Regions from separate parts of the Homo sapiens genome. Here region 1 is linked to region 2. Evidence: read pairs that join two places in POLR2A ChIA-PET (ENCODE). Cell type or tissue: PC-9. All regions are shown on one strand. Region 1 overlaps YARS1 (tyrosyl-tRNA synthetase 1). Region 2 overlaps TXLNA (taxilin alpha).

What was found. ChIA-PET counts read pairs that join two places held together with the same protein. Peaks named below come from ENCODE experiments on the same cell type or tissue, not always from the same donor. Only the 100,000 strongest peaks of a DNase experiment are listed, where the experiment ranks them.
Region 1: POLR2A ChIA-PET joins it to region 2 with 12 read pairs; 2 of 35 experiments call an interaction of 5 or more read pairs at or near these places.

What each region holds. Positions count from the first base shown.
Region 1 is chr1:32,785,821-32,788,320 of GRCh38, forward strand. YARS1 (tyrosyl-tRNA synthetase 1) reads right to left here. Exons shown (of 13, transcript NM_003680.4): 7 at 1,120-1,255; 8 at 542-627. Among named protein-coding and RNA genes, the nearest start is that of YARS1, 30 kb to the right of the region's middle. RefSeq lists an enhancer at 508-1,707. In PC-9, a CTCF peak has its summit at 1,234; no DNase peak of the experiment used is centred here; H3K27ac peaks cover 646 bases.
Region 2 is chr1:32,195,661-32,198,160 of GRCh38, forward strand. TXLNA (taxilin alpha) reads left to right here. Exons shown (of 11, transcript NM_175852.4): 11 at 1-2,500. It also overlaps a transcript of CCDC28B not described here. Among named protein-coding and RNA genes, the nearest start is that of CCDC28B, 3.7 kb to the right of the region's middle. In PC-9, no CTCF peak of the experiment used is centred here; no DNase peak of the experiment used is centred here.

The sequences.
Region 1 (2,500 bases), 590 kb after region 2:
TGATCCACCCACCTCGGCCTCCCAAAGTGCTGGGATTACAGGTGTGAGCTGCTGCACCCAGCCCATTTTCTTTTTTTTTTTTTTTTTTAGTATCTCATGTAATTTATTGAATACAGAAAGTGAAAAACAGAATGGTTGTATGGGTACTTGAAGAAGTATGGTTTCTACTGAATGAGTACTGCTTTTGTACATCCTAAAGGGACCACTCGTGTGTATAAGATTACAGACATTTACTGATAAGAAATGTTTCCTGAGAAGAGGTGAGACAGAGTCCCTGCCAGGTAAGGAAAGGGCCCCGAGGGATAGAAATCCATCTGTATTAACAAAATTCCTAAGTCAGAAAAGCTAACTGACAAGAAACTTTAACCAAAACTGCAATTTTGAAGGAAAATGGACACTAGTGAGATTACCAAAAGTAGAGCAAAAATAGCAGGCAGCTCACTTTTACACAGAACAAGTTGTTCTAAACAAGTTCTAACAGTCAGCAAAAAATAACAAAATACAGATCTTCATGAAAGGATTCCTTTTCCTTTCATGTTACCTCAGCAGCAAAGTCCTTTTCCAGGTCCACGTAAGCTGTGTAGGTTTTGTTTCCACCCCATTTCTCATCTCGTAGGATCACAAACTCTATAAGGAAAAGGATCCATGTCAACAAACTCATTGACAGCATTCCTAGCTCACATGCATGACTATTCCTAGCCCACATGCATGACTATTTGTAGTTTTTGCCATATATTCTGAACTTTATTGTATGGTATTATTCTTAAATTGGATGAGTGGCACTATTGTATACCCAGCTAGCATCTCAGCTGCTTCAGGGGAAGGCTTGTGGCTTATATCTATTTTGTTGTATTCCTCTAGTTCAACATGTCTGCCCCCACCCTTACTTCTAACACCTCTGCCCACTCCAGTATTCCCTCAGAACCTAGCCTGGTAACGAATATATGGACAATTAAATTACATCCCAACATCATTCATACTTTAATATATAAGAAATCAGAGCAGAGAATCAGGGCAGCCAGTCCCTGAAGGAAGAGTCTGTGACAAATCACAAGTATGATCACAGCACGAACTTTTCTATTCTAGCCTGGCCTCTAGGAAGAAAACAGAGAGTGTTACCGGACTTAAGGGGAAAAAGGACATGCTTGATGAAGGACAGAACCCCATTGTTCTCCACATTTCCTGGCTCACAGAAGGCCTTCTTCAGTTTTTTCTTCACATCCTCCTTCCGATCAAGGAGATCAATCTTGGACTCCTAGAAGTCATAGAACGGAAGAGGACCTCTTGTGGTTGAAAATGAGAATATGCTCAACTAATATAAGTTAAATTTTGTTTTTTCTTCTCTGTCACCCAGGCTGGAGTGCAGTGGCACAATCATGGCTCACTGCAGCCTCAGCCTCCTGGGCTCAAGAGATTCTCCCATCTCAGCCTCCTGGAAAGCTGGGACTACAGGAATGTGTCACCATGCCCAGGTAATTCTATTTTTTGTAGAGACAGGGTTTCATCATGTGGCCCAGGCTGGTCTCAAACTTCTGGGCTCAAGCAACTCTCCTGCCTTGGCCTCCCAAAAAGTGCTGGGATTAAAGGTGTGAGCCACTGTGCCTCGCTAAAAAAATTCTTTTTACAAAGATTTTAACATTAGGTACTTGCAGATATTTTCCTGTGGATGTGGTAAAAATAAATAAATAAAGATTTTTTTTTTTTTTTGAGACGGAGTCTCACTCTGTTGCCCAGGCTGGAGTGCAGTGGCGCCATCTGAGCTCACTGGAAGCTCCGCCTCCTGGGTTCACGCCATTCTCCCGCCTCAGCCTCCCGAATAGCTGGGATTACAGGTGCCTGTCACCACGCCCAGCTAATTTTGTTTTTGTATTTTTAGTAGAGACAGGGTTTCACCGTGGTAGCCAGGATGGTCTCGATCTCCTGACCTCGTGATCTGCCCCGCCTTGGCCTCTCAAAGTGCTGGGATTACAGGTGTGAGCCACTGCACCCGGGCAATAAAAATATTTTAACATTTGGCTGGGCACAGTGGCTCACACCTGTAGTCTTATCACTTTGGGAGGCTGGAGAGTCGCTTGAGCCCAGGAGTTCAAGACCAGTGTGGGCAACATAGAAAAACCTCATCTCTACTGAAAATAAAAAATTAGCTGGGTGTGGTTGTACGCGCCTGTGGTCCCAGCTACTCAGGAGGCTGAGGCAGGAGGATCACTTGAGCCTGAGGTTGAAAGTGCAGTGAGGCATGATCATGCCACTACACTCCAGCCTGGGCGACAGTGAAAAACCACTCACAATCCTGCCATCTAACAAATTAAACTATTTTATTTTTTATATTCTTCTCAGGCTTTGTTTATAGCACACAAAATTGTTATGAATTTGTAGTTGGAGAATAAATGTCTATCTTTTAAGTATTTCTGAGTGGCTACCTGGTCCTTACTTACAATTTTTTTTCTTTTCAGATGGTCTCGCTCTGTTGCTCAGGATGGAGTACAGTGGTGCAATTATA
Region 2 (2,500 bases):
CTAGCTGCTCTGGAGGCTCCTTTGATTCTCTAGACCTGGAAAAGGTGTCCCTAGGCAGAGCCCTGGCAGGGCGCTCAGAGCTGGGGATTTCCTGCCTGGAACAAGGGACCTGGAGAATGTTTTTGCGTGGGATGATGTGCTGGTCAGGAGCCCCTTGGGCATCGCTTCCCCTGCCCTTTGGTAGTGCCAGGACCAGGCCAATGATGCTTCTCAGTAGCCTTATCATTCACAGGTGCCTCTCTAGCCTGCACAAATGATTGACAAGAGATCACCCAAAGGATTATTTCTGAAGGTGTTTTTTTCTTTATTTCTTTTTCTTTTTTTTTTTTTTTCTTTTTCTTTTTTTTTTGCACATGACAGTGTTTGTATTGAGGACCTTCCAAGGAAGAGGGATGCTGTAGCAGTGGTGCCTGGGTGCCTGGCCTCCAGTGTCCCACCTCCTTCACCACCCCACTTGGCTCCTTTGCCATCTTGATGCTGAGGTTTCCTGTTTGGTGAGATCAGGTTGTTTGTGGTAAAAGAAAGGAAAGGGCTTCTGATGGCTTTGCCACAAGCTTACCTGTGGGTTTCAGTCCTGAGAGGCCACCACCAGTTCCCATCAGCACTGTCTCCATGCAGCAGTTGCTGGGTCCCATGTCCAGCTGCCTCTTTGGCTTCATGGGTTTTTCTGCTTCCTGCCCCCACCCCCACATGTGCAATCCTCAAGATTTGTCCTGATTCTATTTCCTGGCACCTCCCTGCCTGTCCTTGGGGATTCTACTTCTTCCTGTGTGGGAGCCCATAGCTGTTGTCTAACAGGTAAGAAATGAAATTGAACTATTGACTGGGCCCCAGAAATCCATAAAATGGCTGCAGACAGTTGTTTCTGTGTCCTGTTCTACCCCCACTCCAGTACATAACTACTATGTACTGTGTAGAGCCATTCTATATGCTGAATGTTCTGCTGTTGCAAACTTGCCAGGGTATTAGCCAGTGTTTGTGCCAAGCAGTTTTCTGGGACAACAGAATGACTCAGACCAAGATGGATAGGATGGTTAGGGCTTTGCTTCTTGCTGTTTTTCTTTGAAGCTAGTTCATTGTCCTGCAGGTCCCTTCATCTTCCATACCTAGCCCACTCTTTTAGCCCTTACCTTAAATCTCTCAGATAAGTTGGTTCACAAAGAATGTTAAGTACTGAATCATGTGTGACTGAGACCAGAGATGGCAAATGAATGGCACACCATTTCTCCTTCTCCTGCCCCAGGGCAGGTACCACTGATCTGCATCAGAGTTGCCTGCTATTCTCTGGTGTATCCTTCACATCTAGGTGCCCTCAAGCAGCTGTGTGAGTGTTGAGATCTCTGCCATCTCTGGCTGAGATACTGCTGTCCTGTGAAGTGTTTCCCATGACCTTTTTCTTCCCCTTTGAATCCCTCTGTCTGGAGTAGTCCTTGCCTCTTCCTGCTCCAGTAGGGCCTTTTCCCTACCCCAGCCCCTGTGCCAGGCTAAGCTGGTACAAGAGCTGCCAACCTCACAGAGTGTTTGCTAGGCGAGAGAGGTGCAGGGAAGAGGCAGAGGTATGCACCTTCCCCCTTGAAGAGAGGGGAAAGGCCTACAGTGGCCCACATAATTGCCTGACTCACACTTCAGCTACCTCTTAATGCCTGTGGAGGGACTGGAGCTGCTGGATCCCAGTGTGGTGGTGTAGGAGGCCACAGTGAGCAGGTGGCCCCAGCTGGGTTTCCCAGGTCAGGAATGTGGGCCCCAGGCAAGGTGCAGCCTTTGCTCACAGCTCCATCCATGTCTAGACCTTCAGGCCAGTCTGCAGATGAGGTTCCCTACCTTTTTCTTCTCTTCATTGACCAAATCAACCAATCACTACAGCTGCTCTGCTTCTGCTTTCCAAAGTAGCCCAGGTCCTGGGCCAGATGCAGGGGAGGTGCCTATCCATGAGTGAAGGCCAGTGTCTTCCTCACCTGGGTGGGTCCCACACTTGTGACCTCAGTTTTAGGACCAAGATCTGTGTTGGTTTCTTAGATTGCTAGCTTTTCCTCCAGGGGACCACAGCAGGTGAAGCTCAAGAGCGCATGGCTCTGCTAATAGTAAATTGTTTTCAGGGCCTTGTCCAGCTGAGAGCTTCATGTCCACCAGATTCTGAGAGGTGTCAGCAGCACTTTTTTTTTTTATTTGTTGTTTGTTTTCCATGAGGTTATCGGACCATGGGCTGAGCTCAGGCACTTTCTGTAGGAGACTGTTATTTCTGTAAAGATGGTTATTTAACCCTCCTCCACCCCATCACGGTGGCCCTGAGGGCTGACCCGGAGGCCAGTGGAGCTGCCTGGTGTCCACGGGGGAGGGCCAAGGCCTGCTGAGCTGATTCTCCAGCTGCTGCCCCAGCCTTTCCGCCTTGCACAGCACAGAGGTGGTCACCCCAGGGACAGCCAGGCACCTGCTCCTCTTGCCCTTCCTGGGGGAAGGGAGCTGCCTTCTGTCCCTGTAACTGCTTTCCTTATGGCCCAGC